Linked DNA regions of Homo sapiens: region 1 is linked to region 2. A link is an interaction called in ENCODE POLR2A ChIA-PET data of the cell type or tissue named here. Cell type or tissue: HCT116. All regions are shown on one strand. Region 1 holds the start of ST3GAL2 (ST3 beta-galactoside alpha-2,3-sialyltransferase 2). Region 2 overlaps VAC14 (VAC14 component of PIKFYVE complex).

Region 1 (8,000 bases), 270 kb after region 2:
GTAAATGCTCTGAGAAAGTGTAGTCAGAGCCTATGATTGGGTGTCGCCTGGAACAGTAAATTCTTTCGGCAGTGGTGCGCCTTCTCAGGCAGGCACTTTAAGGTGGGTTTGGGTCATCCCAGGATGTGACCTTGAGCTGTTAGAAACTATATTACTGTTTAAGTCTCTTTTTTTTTTTGAGACGGATTCTTGCTCTGTTGTCCAGGCTGGAGTGCAGTGGTGCAATCTCTGCTCACTGCAACCTCCACCTCCTGGGTTCAAGCAATTCTCTGCCTCAGCCTCCCCAGTAGCTAGGATTACAGGCGCCTGCCACCACGCCCCGCTAATTTTTTGTATTTTCAGTAGAGACGGAGTTTCACCATCTTGGCCAGGCTGGAAGAGTTCAGGCCACCCCTGAACTCCAGACCTTGTGATCCACCCGCCTCGGCCTCCCAAAGTGCTGGGATTACAGGCATGAGCCATGGCGCCCAGCCTTCTTTTCTTTTTTATAAAGAGAGACAGGGTTTTTCCACGTTGCCTAGGCTGGTCTCAAACTCCTAAGCTCAGACAATCTACATGCCTAGGCCTCCTAAAGTGCTGCGATTACAGGCGTGAGCCACTGTGACCCGCCTCTGTAGAAGCCTTTTAATGTGGAGGGAGGAGGGTGGGTAAAATCACTTGTGTTGAGAGTCTGCCGGTGTTTTGTTTGTTTGTTTGTTTGTTTGTTTGTTTTTGAGACGGAGTCTTGCTCTGCCGGCCAGGCTGGAGTGCAGTGGCGCGACGTTGGCTCACTGAAACCTCCATCCCCCCGGATTCAAGTGATTCTCCTGCCTCAGCCTCCTGAGTAGCTGGGATTACAGGCGCCTGCCACCATGCCCGGCTAATTTTTATATTTTTAGTAGAGACGGAGTTTCACCATCTTGGCCAGGCTGGTCTTGAACTCCTGACCTCATGATCCACCTGCCTCAGCCTCCCAAAGTGCTGGGATTACAGGTGTGAGCCACCACGCCTGGCCCTTTTTTGTTTAAGACAGAGTCTCACTCTGTTGCCCAGGCTGGAGTGCAATGGCATGATCTCAGCTCACTGTAACCTCCAACTCCCAGATTCAAGCAATTCTCGTGCCTCAGCCTCCCAAGTAGCTGGGATTACAGGCACGCACTACCACACCCAGCTAATTTTTGCATTTTTGGTAGAGACAGGGTTTTGCCATGTTGGTCAGGCTGGTCTTAACTCCTGGCCTCATGTGATCCACCTGCCTCAGCCTCCCAAAGTGCTGGGGTCGTGATGACATCACTGCACTCCAGCCTGGGCGACAGTGAGACCTTGAGCAAAAACAAAGAGCGTTCCTGTGCTAAAGGGGACTAGACTGGGACCCTGCCTTTCCGGGTTTGGCTCTTCAGGGCCATTATTAATTATCCCACACAAGGGCCATCCTTGAAAGAGGATACCGGTGTGTTAGCAGCAAACACCAACAGCAGAGGTTATCAGGTTATCAAGGTAGTAACCGGCAGCATGAGCAACACCTGGAGACGGGGTAGCAATGCCAATTCTGGGGCCTGCCCTAGAGCTAAAAGAACCAGAAGCTGAGGGTGGGGGCAGCAATCTGCGTTTAAACAAGCTGGCCAAGAGGATCCCATACACACCAAAAATTCAGAACCACTTCAGCCTCACTTCAGCCTGTTGGAGGGCGAAACTGCAGTCTACCTGGAGTTTCATAAAGGTTTTGAAATAGGTGCGGAAGTTAGGGAAAGGATGGGCTAATAAAAGACATGGCAAATATTTAAAATGCATTCACTTTACCCTCAACAGCAGGAAGCTACGGGCATCTAAGAGAGAGCCTGCAAGGGGGAGATGCCCCGGTGGATGAGGAACCAATAGACACTCTGCCCCCTTTTCCTCTTTTCCTAGGTGGGGAACACAAAGTCCAGCGAGGCCAAACCCCCGCTCGCACCGCTGATGGGGTCTCTCTCCCCTCAGGCCAGGGCGCAGCGGCCCCACCGCAGCTCGGGCTTTCAGAGCCCGGGCGTGAAGCCAAGCTGGCCTCAGGTCGCGGCTCTTTGAGAGCGCGAGTGGGAACAGTGCCCTCCGGCCGGGCTCGTCAGCAGCTGGCCACAGCAGCATCTGAGAGGCGTCCTCGGCTAGTGTGCACCTCCCTAGGAACCCACGTATCCAACCCGGCTCGGGGCCGTCTGCTCCAGCCGCTGGAGCCCGGCCTTCTGAGAATGAAGACTTCCCATCCCCCTCCGTCTCCCCTCCTGCACGGCGGACCCCCTGAGCCCTAGCGAAACTACAAAGCCCACAATCCCTGGGATGCGCGCGCTGTCTTCTGGGAGATGTAGTCCTGGATGCGGGGCGCCCCTAGCGACCCAGCGCCCGCTGGACTCCATATCCCAGCATGCCGGCGCGCGTGCGGGGGGCGGAGGGAGGGAGAGACGGGGAGGATGTGAATGGGGTGGGGGCAGTCGCCCCTGTCCCCCACCCTTCCCTTCAAGCCGGGCAGGGGTGGGGGGAGGGGCCGGGCTGAGGCGGCGGCGGCGGCGGCGCTCGGGGAGGGTTGGGCCAGGCAAGGGCGGGACTAGCCCACGGCGGGCGGACGAGAGAGCTGCGAGCTAACGGGTCCGGACGACGGCGGCGGCGGCGGCGGCGGCGGCGACGGCTTTCTGCGCGGGCGGCGGCGGCGGCCGGAGCGGCGAGCATGGCCCGCGCGGCGCCGGGCGCTGACTGAGGTGCGCGGGTGGGATGAGGGCGGGCGGGATGCAGAGCGCCCCGGGCCCCCGGCTGCCCAGACCTCCCCTGCGCGGGCAGCTGGCGCGGCCCAGCGGCCCAGACCGGCCCGTTCCAGCCCGGCAACTTCCCCCGGGTCGGGGCGCCGGGCTCCCTCGTGTGGGCGGGGGTCCGCGCGCGTTGGCCTCATTCCGGATCCCCGCCTTCTGCTTTGCACGTCCAGCCGCTCCCAGCCTCCCAGGGCTCCCGCTCCGCTCCTTTGCCGGCAGCCCCCAACCCCAACCCCAGCCCCAGCCCCAGCCCTCGGAAGAGCTCTCTGCCCTGGTCCCGACTTCCAGTCCACTCCCTAGTTCGTACCGCTAACCCTGGGTCTCCCGGCCTCTGCTCCACCTGGGAGACCCCGGCCCCACTCTTGGCCAGAGCCTGTCTGCCCCATCAGCTCCTCTTTCCTCTCTCCCCTGTGATCTTTCCCCTACCTGGCACTGCCCCCTAACCATCCTCAGTGGCCCAGTTCTCACGGCTCGACCTTCCTACTTTGGGGAAACTGAGGCACGGCTGAAGCCAGAAACTTGGCCAAAGCGCCAGTCCCGTGGAGGCTGGTCTGAACCTCGTCTCTCCTCTCTCCTGTTCCTTCTCTGCCTTGGAATGGAAGTCATTTCTTACCCCCAGTCATTCCCCTGTGACTGGACCAAACTTCCCACCCCCTGCTACAGCTCTGGGCTGAGCTCACTTGAGTCTCCCCTTAGCTTCCTGCCGCTCCTGTTGGCCTTCCCTCCTTCGCATAACCCACTCCGGGTTCCCTCTGCCTGTAGAGGAGTCAGCACCAATTGCTTGCTTGCTCAAGTTAGCCTTTCGATTTATCTTTTGCCAACTGCATCCATCTCCCGTCTCCCATCTTCCCTCTTGCTTTACAGCTGCGTAAAGGAGCGGAGGATTGAGTCAAAGGTGGTGTTGGAGAAAGGGGCTAGAGAGGTGCTGGGGGCAGGCAGGGACCTGGGGCCTCTTTTCAGTCAAAGCCTCCGGGGGAGTACAGGGCACTCTGGGACCTCTGGCCAGTAACACACTCCCGCCTCGTCTTTGGGACGGATGTTTGGAAGCTGGTTGGCCACCCCTTCCTTGCCTGGTGGGCTCTGAAGCCCTTCTCAGGTGGAAGGTATCGCTGGTTTTTAGAGAGATGGTGGCATAAGAGGAGTCTGGGAGACCACACCCCTAAGCTTCATCTTGCTTCTGCTGCTAACTTTGGAGGGGTTGCCCTTTCAGGGAGGGATGCCTGCTGGCTGCCCTGATCTCTCTGTGGAGGAAGGCACAGAGTATGTGGGCGGTGATCTCAAGTTTAGTCGTGGGACTCAGGATTTAGAGGGAACGAGGGCTCAGAGAGGTGGCACAGATTTGCCTGTATTATTCAGGTTTTTTGTTTTGTCCTCTTCAGATTTTTTTTTTTTTGCGGGGGGGGCAGAGGGGGATAGTCATCCATTCTACCCCAATCCCCAGTTTCCCAGTGGGTTGGGTGGAGGAAAGGAGGGACAGGAGGCTCTAGGAGTTATGTGGGTTCCTGAAGGAGCAATCTTGATCTGAACCAGATGGTTCACTGCTTCAGCAACCCCCTTCCCAGCCCTCCCCCTTGGCTGTGAATTGGATGCTTTTAACCTTGTAACTTGAGAATGGAGGAAGGGAGGCCAGGGGGCCAACTGTCTGTGTGGGTGTTTATGTCTGCCTCTGCACCCTTGCTTGCAAGTCTGGCAGGGGCCTGTGGGAGTGACCCTGCCTGGGAGCGCATTGTTGTGATGTGCTGTGGCACGCTGATGGCTCCTGGGAACTTTTGGAGTGCAAATCCCAGATAAAGCCAAGCTTCTGAGAGCCACTGGCTATGGCCTCAGGGGAGCATTTCTACTCCGGCCAAGCCTCAGGGTAAGGACCACTCTTCTCGAGAAGGCACCTGGGATTAAGGAGTCTGCAATACCAGGATTGGGGATTTGGGGAGGCTTGGTTTTTCCATGTCTTTTCATGGCAAAAGAAGACCTGAGGGGTAGGGCCTGGGGAGAGGGGTGGGAAATGGATTATTTTGCGTTGTCCTATACCACATCCTGCCTTATTTTGGCCATATTTGTATACTTCATTTTGGCTCTCATTAGACTGTGGATGCTCTTCAAATGTGTCCTCATTTTCTGAAATACCACCACCTGGCTTGGTCCTTAGCACCTAGTGGGTGTTCAGTAAATGAATTACAGCGGAAGGTCTCATGGTTACAGGTTTAGGGAAGGATTCTTCACATTTGACTGAGAGTCATAGTCTCCTGGAGAGCTGGTTAAGGCACAGATTGTGTGTGTGTGAGGGGACTCCAGAGTTTTATGGTTTAATCTTGGTGGAGCCTATATTTTGCATCTCTCTCCAGCTCCCTAGGGCTAACACTTTGAGAACCACTGGTTTGGGGTCATCACAATTTCTTGAGAGATTAATCCAAGCAGATGCGAAGTCTTTTTTTTTTTTTTTTTCTTTTTTTGAGACGAAGTCTCACTCTGTTGCCCAGGCTGGAGTGCAGTGGCATGATCTCGGCTCACTGCAGCCTCTGCCTCCAGGGTTCAAGCAATTCTCTTGTCTCGGCCTTGTTGGCCACCCCTTCCTGGGGTGACAGGAACCTAGGATTACAGGCATACGCCACGACACCCCGCTACTTTTTGTATTTTTAGTAGAGACGGGGTTTCACCATGTTTGCCAGACTGGTTTCGAACTCCTGACCTCAGGTGATCCGCCCGCCTTGGCCTCCCAAAGTGCTGGGATTACAGGCGTGAGTCACCGCTCCTGGCCAGATGTCTTTTTTTTTTTTTGAGATAGAGTCTTGCTCTGTCACCCAGGCTGGAGTGCAGTGGTGTGATCTCAGCTCACTGCAACCTCCGCCTCCCAGGTTCAGGCTATTCTCCTGCCTCAGCCTCCCAAGTAGCTGGGATTATAGGTATCTGCCACCATGCCCGGCTGATTTTTGTATTTGTAGTAGAGATGGGGTTTCTTCATGTTGGCCAGGCTGGTCTCGAACTCCTGACCTCAGGTGCTCCGCCCGCCTCAGCTTCCCACTGTTGGGATTAGAGGCGTGAGCTACTCCGCCCAGCTAGATGTAGTCTTTTTTATTTTATTTTATTTTATTTTATTTTATTTTATTTTGAGACGAGGTTTCCCTCTTGTTGCCCAGGCTGGAGTGCAATGGCGAGATCTCGGCTCACTGCAACCTCTGCCTCCCAGGTTCAAGCGATTCTCCTGTCTCAGCCTCTGGAATAGCTGGGATTACAGGCATGCACCACCATGCCCGGCTAATTTTTGTATTTTTTTAAAATTTATTTTATTTTTTATTTTATTTTTTGAGATAGAGTTTCACTCTTGTTGCCCAGGCTGGAATGCAATGGCACGATGTCGGCTCACCGCAACCTCCACCTCCCGGGTTCAAGTAATTCTCCTGACTCAGCCTCCCAAGTAGCTGGGATTACAGGCATGCGCCACCACGCCCATCTAATTTTTTTGTATTTTTAGTAGAGATGGAGTTTCTCCATGTTGGTCAGGCTGGTCTCAAACTCCTGACCTCAGGTGATCCGCCCGCTGGAGCCTCCGAAAGTGCTGGGATTACAGGCGTGAACCACTGCGCCCAGCCAGCTAGATGTAAAGTCTTAAGAGGGACTTTCTTCCACCTTACTTCCCCACCAGGCTGTTCTGGCAGCTGTACTGGTTTGGCTTTTCTTTCATTCTGATGTTGCCCAGGATTGGTAATGACTGGGGGGACACTGCCCCACGGTTATTTGAAGCAAGGCCCCACAACCAAGCAGGAAATTTAGGAGCCATGGCTTTGGAAAAGGGTGGCTGTGTGAAGATATCGAAGCAAATTGCTGAACCGGGCCCTCGTCTGGCCTGTGCCTGTTTCCCCAACCAAGTGGGTTGGGGTGCCTGCCAAGTAAAGTCCTGCCATGGCTGCACACTGGACAGGATACCTGGGAGTCTTTGAAATTTAGAAATGCAGGAGGCATCACTTACATTGTGCTTTGCAAAGCATTTTCCAACTGTTGTTTTACAGGTCAGTGGAACATTTATAAGGCAGATACAGACCCAGGTAGGGTTACTGAGGAACCCAGAGATACACTGTGGGTCACACAGTGGCCCTGGGACTCCTGATTCCAGTGCCAACGGAGTGGCTGCTAAACCAGTTGCTGCTAATAGCCTGAATTATGGCTGCTGTTCATTGAGTGCTTGCTGCCAGCCAGGCATGGTGCTAGATGCTCTCAGGTGTTAGTGAATCCTCACAGCAGCACTGCAAGGTGGGTGTTGTTGCCGCTGCTTTGTAGATGAAGAACTGAGACTTACAGAACTTACCAGATGTGCCCAAACAGACAGCAGGAGGATCTGGGGTTGAAACTCATGTCTTTCTGATGCACAGCCCCTGCTCTTAGTTCCTGCTCCTTGATGTGCTCAACAAACCTTAATTGTCCTTTGGGGTTGTCTGCCCCCAAAAGTCTGAATTTTTTTTTTTTTGTTTTTGAGATGGAGTCTCGTTCTGTTGCCAGGCTGGAGTACAGTGGTGTGATCTCGGCTCACTGCAACCTCTGACTCCTGGGTTCAAGCGACTCTCATGCCTCAGCCTCCCGAGTAGCTGGGATTACAGGCACGCACCACCACAGCCAGCTAATTTTTGTATTGTTACTAGAGACGGGGTTTTGCCATGTTGGCCAGGCTGGTCTCGAACTCCTGACCTCGTGATCCGCCTGCCTCGGCCTCCCAAACTGCTGGGACTATAGGTGTGAGACACTGTGCCTGGCCAAGTCTGAGTCTTTTTGAGCTGAGAACTGTGCTGAGTGTTGTGGAGGAGACAGTAATGTCCAAGTTGCTGTTCCTGGGAGGGGGATAAGACGAGTCCACCAATAGATCTACAGTGGAAATGTGGCCAGTTAAAGGAGGTCGAAGTCATCCCCATAGGGAGCTCAGAAAAGGCATTTGGGATGGGCCTCTAAGGGTAGGTTTCCAAGCAGTGCCTGTGGGCTGGAGGGGGTGTGCAGGCCAACAGGTACAAAGAAAGGCTATCACAAGGCACATTTAGGGAGTTGTCCCTTTTTTCTAGAGCATAGGGGATTTATTTAGAAAGTAGTAAGGAATCCTATTTGGTTGCAAGCAGCAACTTGGCTGCCTTTGGCAGGAAAGCATTTCCTTGGAAAGCTGTGGGAACTATAAAATCAGAGTGATGACTCAGGACCCAGGTCCCCTCCAGGGTCTTGGAGTGGGTGCAGCAGGAACCAAAGGCCAGTCTCTTCAGGGAACCGCTGTTG
Region 2 (8,000 bases):
GGGTTCAAGCCCAGAGGGCTTCAAAGGGAGAGAAAGGTTACAGCTGCAGTTCTCCAGCAGAGCCCAGGAGGCCCCAGGGCAGGTAGGGTTCAGGGATGCCATTTCCCTGGCCATTTCCCTGGCAGTGTCAGCCAGGGAATGTATCAGCCAGTTCAGAGCACCAGCCTTGGCCATGTCTCCCTGGGCACCAGGAATCTTTATATTAAAATCTCCCCAGCCTGGACCTCAGGCAGTAGCTGGCCTGACTCCCATACTCAGGAGCTGCTGCTCCCAACTGGTTTCCGGGAACCTGCTGTTGGAGTCAGCCCCGTGGACTTTCTCCGCTGGGTCAGAGTTTGGGTCCAGGCTACAGAACTATGGCTGCAGTTTCAAGGCCCTGCTTCCCTCTCGTACCCTTGGAGACAAACCATTGCCCTAGGAGGGTAGAACTAAGTGTGGATCACAGGCCAACACCATCCCAGCCAGGTGTGGTCAGTGCCATCCACCCACAGAGGTGGCTCCAGCGGGAGAGTGGGGTAAAAGGAGCTGGCTACAGATATGCTGCCCCGGAGCCACAGGAAGCTTCTGGAGAAACTCGCTCCAGTCCACACCAGAAGGCCCCAGTGATCTCTGCAGCTCAGGAGGTCCAAACTGTCTTCCCGGAAAAGTGTGTCTAAGGCTCTGTGCTGTGTAGGCCCTGGAGCTTGTTGGGGGACAAAGGGGTGGGTGGGCAGCAGTGAGTACTTGGTGCTGGGGTTAGGCTGACCAAGGGGGTCTTTGGCAAGGCCTCTCATCTGTGCCGCACATGGCATTCTCTGCTAGAAAGGGCTCTGGGCTGAAATCACAAGTGGCCCATGCTGAGGAGTTGAATGTACACGATGTTCCTAATGTACTGTCATTTGTGGCCAGGATTAGGAAGGAAATGGTGATTCCAGCTTGGAGGAAATCCCTGTGGCAAGAGAGGGCAGGAGCCCAGCAGGGACCCAAGGGCTTGGGCACTTCTCAGCACTTCTTGGAGTTGATTATCATGGAGACAACAGGATTTCCTTTAGTGACCAGTCCCTTTGTTTTCATTTGCACTGAGGATTCAGCATGCAAGAAGGTCCCTGCGGCCGTGCCAAGGCTTCATGGCCGGGGGACAATGGTCTCCAGGCAGGGGCCAGACCGGCCGCACTCTTGCCCCTCCTCCCCGCACCCAGCTGTCTCCTCACCCCGGCCTTGCCCTCCTCACACTGCGTTTTTCTCCAACACCAAGACACTATCTCAGCAGATACCCCATCGGTCCTTCCTGCTATCTCAGCTTCAGAGCCTCCAGCACAGGGTTACACGCCTGTCCCCAGCCCTCGCCATCTGACCTGCATCCAGCCGTATTCTGGGGTGTGTCTATGTGGGATAGAAGGCGCAGCCTCTTTTCTAAGACACAAACGCAGACCTCATTGTGAGTCAAACACCTGCTGAGTTCCCTCACAGGGACTCCTTGCAGAATGCGAAATGCTTCCGCCAGAGCCAGACACCCGCCAAGAACCCTGATAACACAGTTCAGAACCCACCTGACTCTGAAGCCCCTTGGCCTGCAGTTCCATGTGCATGCCCAGCCCCACGGCCAAAGTAACCCAGGCCACCTTGTCCCTTCCTGGAAGTTAATTTTCTGTCCTACAAGCATTCATCTCCCCCATTGCCTGTAGGGGCCCAGCCCTAGGCCTTGTGGTGTAAGCTGAAAAGGAACCAGGGCTCAGGGAGGGCCCAGGGGCCAAGTACCACCTTAGGAAGGAAATTGGTGGGAACTAGCAGCAGGTGAGGCAGGAGACAGGGGAGGGCTGTCCTGGGAAAGAACAGGGGGCTTGAGTACCTGTGAATGGACACAGGGGACGGGGTGGTCAGACTGAAAAGACACATGGAAAATAAGGCCAAGGCAGGTGCGGTGGCTCACGCCTGTCATCCCAGCACTTTGGAAGGCCAAAGCGGCAGATCACCTGAGGTCAGGAGTTCAAGACCAGCCTGGCCAACATGGTGAAACCCAGTCTCTACTAAAAATACAAAAATTAGCCAGGTGTGGTGACGGGCGCCTGTAATCCCAGCTACTCAGGAGGCTGAGGCAGGAGAATCACTTGAACCCAGGAGGCAGAGGTTGCAGCGAGCCAAGATCACACCACTGCACTGGATGACAGAGCGAGACTCCATCTTGAAAAAAAAAAAAAGAAAAAAGGCCAAGCCAGCCCGATGGGCCAAGGTAGAAGATGACTTCCATTCTGAGGAGAAGGCAGAGCCCCTCCCGTGGCAGCAAGGGTCATCTGACTCCACCCTGGGCAGTTCAGAAAGCGGGAGTCAACTTGCTCTCTAGAGCAAGCCCCAAACTTAGGGTGAGGGACCTGCTAATCCTGGGGGGCTGAGGCTTCAGCTGCCTCTGTGAGACTGTTTCGTTTTCTGTGGCAGCTCCCACCCAGATGAGACCTTCTATGGAGGTCTCTAGATGAGCCCAGCACAGGTGTCTGGGACCTCCCAGAGCCCGATGGCACCTCCTCTTGCACAGAGGGACAGATGGCTAAGAGGACTGAAGGCCTCTTCCTGTGCCCCTCCTCCCTCCATCCCCTTTCCACCAGCTCCCTACAAAGCCCAGAAAAACAAGTTCCGCATCCTCCTCCTCCTCCCACCCCACTCCCTGCAAGAAACTTTTAAGTGTACCAGACACATCGACTGCATTAAACAACGATGAATTTTTAAGGCATGAGTTGGCAGGGTTACCATGGCTGCCTTTGCCCTGAGGGGCACACTGCCGAGGATTGATTGAAATAAATAAAACAGATTTACAGTTTTCATACTTGGAAGCAGAGAGTTGGAAGGGAAGAGAGCAGAGGGGGAGGGGCAGGATGCAGTGAGATTCTGGAGCGTTCTGGACTAGAGATGGGAGGCTACTCCCTCCTCTCCCTATCCTAAGGTTATACTGACCCAAAAGCTGCTTTCTCTTTAAATTCCTAAAGGATCCCAGCTGTGGGGCAGGAACAAGGCAGGGAGGAGGCCCTTTTCCGGTGGGAGCGGTCCAGGCCTTCTCTGTAGTTTGTAGCCTTGATATTAGGTTGCACCTCAGATTTATTGGCCGTGAGACTCCAGGTGTCTCCTAGGAAAGTACTGGGGTCCATTGGCCTTGGACCACTGAAGGGGATGGATGTGGGCACCATCCAGCATCCAATGTAGAAAGGAAACAAGGGCTATCCAGGCGTGGTGGTTCACACCTGTAATCCCAGCACTTAGGGAGGCCGAGGCGGGTGGATCACTTGAGGTCAGGAGTTCAAGACCAGCCTGGTCAACATGTCGCTACTAAAAATAGAAAAATGTGCCTAGTATCGTGGCACATGCCTGTAATCCCAGCCACCAAGGCAAGAGAATCGCTTGAACCCGGGAGGCAGAGGTTGCAGTGAGCTAAGATCGCACCATGGCACTCCAGCCTGGGTGACAGAGCAAGATTCCGTCTCAAAAAAGAAAATAAACAAGGGCTCGCCCCTCTGTGCATGGTCAGTGAGCCACAGGCAGCTGGGGATGGAAATGAAGGAAGGAGGCCTGGCCATAGGGAGAAGGGAGGGGCCTCTGAGCCAGGATGCCCTGCCCTCAGCAGGCACCTGAAGCCTGTTGCCCTCCTGCTGGTTTGCCCAGTCCTAAGGCGACTTGCAGAGAGACCGGTGGAGTCCACCCAGCCCACACTGTCCTCAGAATCAGCATCCAGCCCAGCCTCTGAGGGACCTGGAGCCAGGACTACCTGCCCAGTCACCCATGTAAGAACCCCATCCCCATCCACAGCTGCCAACAGCCTGCCAGGGAGCACAGCGATCGCTGACCCCATGCCCCATGACACCCTCTGACCAAAGAGCTGGGCTTGCAGGCAGGGTCCCCACCAGGCCAGTGGGGCTAGAGAATTGGACCTGCTGGGGTGGGAAATGAGCACCACCAGAGGGTCCTGGTGCCAGACTGGAGAAGCAGAGGCATGAAGAACCCGATAGGGTTCTTGGGGTGGTTGGGCAGTAGGAGGAGACCTTCCTGTATCTGTATCCAGTGAGGCCACTTGTGTGAACTAGTCTAACAGGAGGTACCGAGCAAAATCACCCACACTCTTGCCTCTCATGGGGCCACCAACAAGGCTCCACTGGGAAGGATGTCCCATCGATGGCACGCGAGAGTGGACAAGGTGGAGCATAGGGGAAAACTGAGGAGGTGGGGTACACCCACCCCTCCTGGAACTTGCCAGCTGAGGCTTCTTCTGAGTCCTCTGTTCATCATGGGGAGGGCAGCGTTGCGGGGCCAGTGAGGGCTGGAGTAGAGAGAGCAGCTGAGGGCATGCCGGGCGGGAGCAGGCGCCCCCAGCCTCCACGCTCATCTCTCAACCTTGCTGTCTCTTTCTAGGGTTTGAGTCCAGGGTCTGTCCCCGCCAGGCCAGCTGTTTTCCACGCTGCTGGTGGCTTATTGTTTGGGATAGTCAAGAATGTCAGAGGCCCCTGGGAGGGGATGGTTGCTTCAGTCTCCATTTCCCCATGAACTTCTCTTGAGTTCATCTGATGCCCTGTCCACATCCCTGCCCTTGAGCGCCAGGTTGGCCCACCTGCGCAGAGAGGCAGGCTGCGTCCACCAAGGGCCCTGCAGGCCAGTGCTGGCAGAAGGGCATTCCTGGGCCCTCGGCCTCTCCTCCTCCCAGGCTGAACACTCACCCAAAACACCCCCACCACGGGTCAGATGCATCATCTGCTGCTGCCTTGGTCACCCTCTTAAGAAGCCAGGCCCAAGGAAGGAGGGGTGGGGAGGGCAGAGCCTGCACCCAGTGAGTGCATGGGTTCCCATCCCCAGCAGATGGCTCAGCGTCCTAACAGTCACTGGGCAGGTGGGGGCGGGGGGCCAGTAGCATGCCCCTGCTTGGTGACCAGAGCCAGAGGAGGGTCCCCAAAGGGAGCCGGCACAAGTATCCCGAGCAAACAGCAGAGGGACCTGGGAAGGATCAGCCAACAGTGAGGATGGGGAAGTGTTTCTGGCCTTGGTCACTTCGCTGGTCCTGTTTTCAGAGGGTGCAGGGACATGAGATCATGGGAAGTTTCATGTCTTGCCTGAAGCCACATGGCAGAGTCCAGCTTCCCTAGGGCGGAGCACGGCAGGGAGCCAGAATGTCAGCTCCCCACAAGGAGACCCAAGCTCCGTCCTTTGCCCTCCTGGGCCTCACCTGCAGCACGGGGCTCTGCTCCTACAGACACCTGGCGAAGGAGCCATTCCCCAGCTCCTCCCGAGCGGGCTCCGGCTGTCCCTAGCCTCTAACGTGCCAGGCTCTGCCCTCCCCAGGCTCCCACGATGAGTCTGTCCTAAAAGGAACTGCTCCCTCTCTCCCACTGTGAGCTGGCCCTCCTCATGCCCTGCTCCAGGCCTGCAGGAACTAACCAGGTGGGGAGAGGCCACTGGCCACAGCCAGCTGCACCCTCAGACAGCAGTGTTTGCACAGCCCCTCTTCTGCTGCTCTGCACACAGCCCCAGGCAGGAGGGGTGTTGGGGGGTAAAGCCCCCAGGAAGTCTTGTCCTCCAAACCAAGGCCTGGCTTTGCCCAAATCAGTGACCTGTCTTATCCCTGGAGGAGATGCAGTGTGTGGCCCCTGCCCCCAACCCAGGAAAGGACAAAGAAGACAGTGCCAGGCTCCAGGCTCCCATCCATGCCTTTCTCCCACCGCCCCTTCTGTTACCATGAGGCAGGGCTCCTGCCAGCCTGGACCACATGACCTTAGGGCGTGACTGGCCAGTCTAGAGCCACCCAGACACTGCGGCACCTACAAAGCCAGTTGACACCTTACTCCTCCTGCCCACCCTGGCCCAGGTTTCACCTGAAGCAGGGGCTGTGTGTGGATGCCAGGTGGGGGTTTGGGAGAGCATCTCCCACAGAGGCCTGCGGCTGTCCATGGCTGGCACCTGATGTGTGCTGATGCTTGCCAGTGTTAGTGATGGGAGGGACAGTGACACGAAGGCTCACACCAGCCCCTGGCAGGTGTGGTGCAGTCACCTCCAGGCAGATGCTGCTCCAGAGCAGTGGAGAAGGCTGCAGGGGGATGCAGAGCCACGTCTCTCCTACCCTGGTCTCAGCATGAGCCTTAGCCTTGGCCTTGGAGGCTGCCCCAAAGGGAATGTTCATGGGCAAGGCTGTGTAGTCTCAGTTCTTAAGGCTAAGTGACCGCCCCCTCTGCTGGGCTCCGGGAAGTTCAGAGCAGGCCGAGGGCAGGTTGCTCTTTTGAGAGCGCCTGGGTATGTGGCAGAGAAACCAAAGAGAAGCTGGTCCCGCCCCCAGCACAAAACCAGACCTGGAAGGGGGAGCAGCTGTCCAGGCGGCAGCCAGCAGCCCAAGACGGGGAGGCAGAGCTGCGTCCACAGGGCCTCTGGGCTGTGTGTGAAGGACACAACCAGTGACACAGCCCCTGCTGGGCCAAAAGCTCCATTGCCACTGAGGGAGGAGCCTTCCCTAAATGGCGTGTGTCTTTGCCTTCTGGCCACATCCCCCCTGCCTGTGCCTGAGTCATCGGGATATACCAGAGGCCCCCTTACTGACTTGACACACTCCCCTGTGGACCCCTGCCCTCCTCCAGCCCCATGGTGGGTCTCCAGGGTGGTACAAGAGGTCCCCTATGCCCTCCCAGACCCTGTTCAGGTTCCCTCCCACCCCAGCTCTCTGCCTTGTTTCCAAGCACATTCCAGGCCATTGTCTCATGACGAATAGCGTTTTCATGCGGGTGTTGGAAAATATGGGCACATGTTTAATGCTTGCAAGCTGTGCTCCACTGTTGACACTGCGCTTGGGAGCCAGGCAGGCAACTCAAGCTGGGCTGGGGCTCAGCAAAGAAGTGATGATGCAGCAGCCCTGCAAGGCAGCCATCTGCCAGGCCTCCGCCGGGCAGGGACAGCCCCTGGTGCCCACTCACAGCAGGCACTGGGGAAGCAGAGTGGTGAGGAAGAACTCAGGTTCTGGAAGTCGATTCTTCTAGGTCTGAATACTCTGTTCCTCCTCCTCCGGTCAGCTGTGGGTCCTCTCTGAACCTCAGATTCCTCTTCTCTGCAGTGGGGGTGATAACCCTGCCCAGGTTATGTGAGGACTCAGCATGACACTGCGAGTGGAGCTAACCCAGAGCCCAGTGCCAGGTGCGTGGGAACTCCAAGGCCACCTGTCTGTACAGATCCCGGTGTGGACTAGGGACTGTAGTGGAAAATGGGCCCTCTTTCCTCCCTCCCCAGCTTCCTGACTCAAGGGCCCACTTCTCACACCCTCTGCCCTGAGCCTTGCCTGTAGTAAGGGCCCCGTGAGCTGGCCAACACTTCCGCTATTATTACTGTCTTCTTGAGGCTTTGCAACGCAGTGATCTGGGTTTTCCTTCTCCCCAAACCTAGGGTGACCTGGGGTCAGGCAGGATGCGGCCCCCACCTCCTTCCCAGCAGTAGGATGGGAGTCATCCTCAGTGGAGGCCCCTCCGCTGCCAGCCCCAGAGCAGCCTCTCCAGGCTCTTCCTCCTGGAGCAAGGGTGGTTGAGCGAGCGGCTGGAGCATGACATGGCCTCAGCACTGCTCTCTGTGGTGCCTGCTCCCGGCCTCTCCTCTCCCTTTCCCTCTTGTGGTGCTTTAATTAGCGATGCTCAGAGGGAGACACCTCACTCAGAGGGAGACACCTCGTGAGGAGGCTTGTGCTCCAGAGTCTCCTGGGATGAGCTGGCTTCCCAGGCCTCTTCGGCCAGCAAGAGAGTGCAAGATCTGGGCAGGGCTTGGCCTGATGGGTGACAAGGGCAAAAATGTAACATCAGACTGCCGTTTTCCACACACTGGTGTTTGCACAGCACAAAAAGGCCTGCCTGGGCATGAACAGAGAGAATGCGCTGGCCTGGCGGAGGGGGTGGAGGGTCAGTGCACCTACCGTTCTGTTCGGGAGACCCTTGCTTCTTGGGGATGAGTGCCCTGAAAGAACTAGAACTTTCTCTTAGAAGGGGCTGGTAGGAGGGGCCTGCATTTCAGACTGAGGCTTCATC

What was found. ChIA-PET counts read pairs that join two places held together with the same protein. Peaks named below come from ENCODE experiments on the same cell type or tissue, not always from the same donor. Only the 100,000 strongest peaks of a DNase experiment are listed, where the experiment ranks them.
Region 1: POLR2A ChIA-PET joins it to region 2 with 5 read pairs; 2 of 35 experiments call an interaction of 5 or more read pairs at or near these places.

What each region holds. Positions count from the first base shown.
Region 1 is chr16:70,433,654-70,441,653 of GRCh38, reverse strand. ST3GAL2 (ST3 beta-galactoside alpha-2,3-sialyltransferase 2) reads left to right here and starts at 2,554. Exons shown (of 7, transcript NM_006927.4): 1 at 2,554-2,705. RefSeq lists silencers at 2,403-2,582, 2,683-2,882 and enhancers at 4,423-4,602, 7,564-8,000. In HCT116, no CTCF peak of the experiment used is centred here; a DNase peak (open chromatin) is centred at 2,373; H3K4me3 peaks cover 2,931 bases; H3K27ac peaks cover 1,205 bases.
Region 2 is chr16:70,701,979-70,709,978 of GRCh38, reverse strand. All of the region lies in intron 14 of VAC14 (VAC14 component of PIKFYVE complex), which reads left to right. Among named protein-coding and RNA genes, the nearest start is that of MTSS2, 20 kb to the right of the region's middle. RefSeq lists enhancers at 3,986-4,751, 4,752-5,517, 5,518-6,285, 6,286-7,051. In HCT116, CTCF peaks have their summits at 6,211 (motif pointing left) and 6,412; a DNase peak (open chromatin) is centred at 2,691; H3K27ac peaks cover 3,261 bases.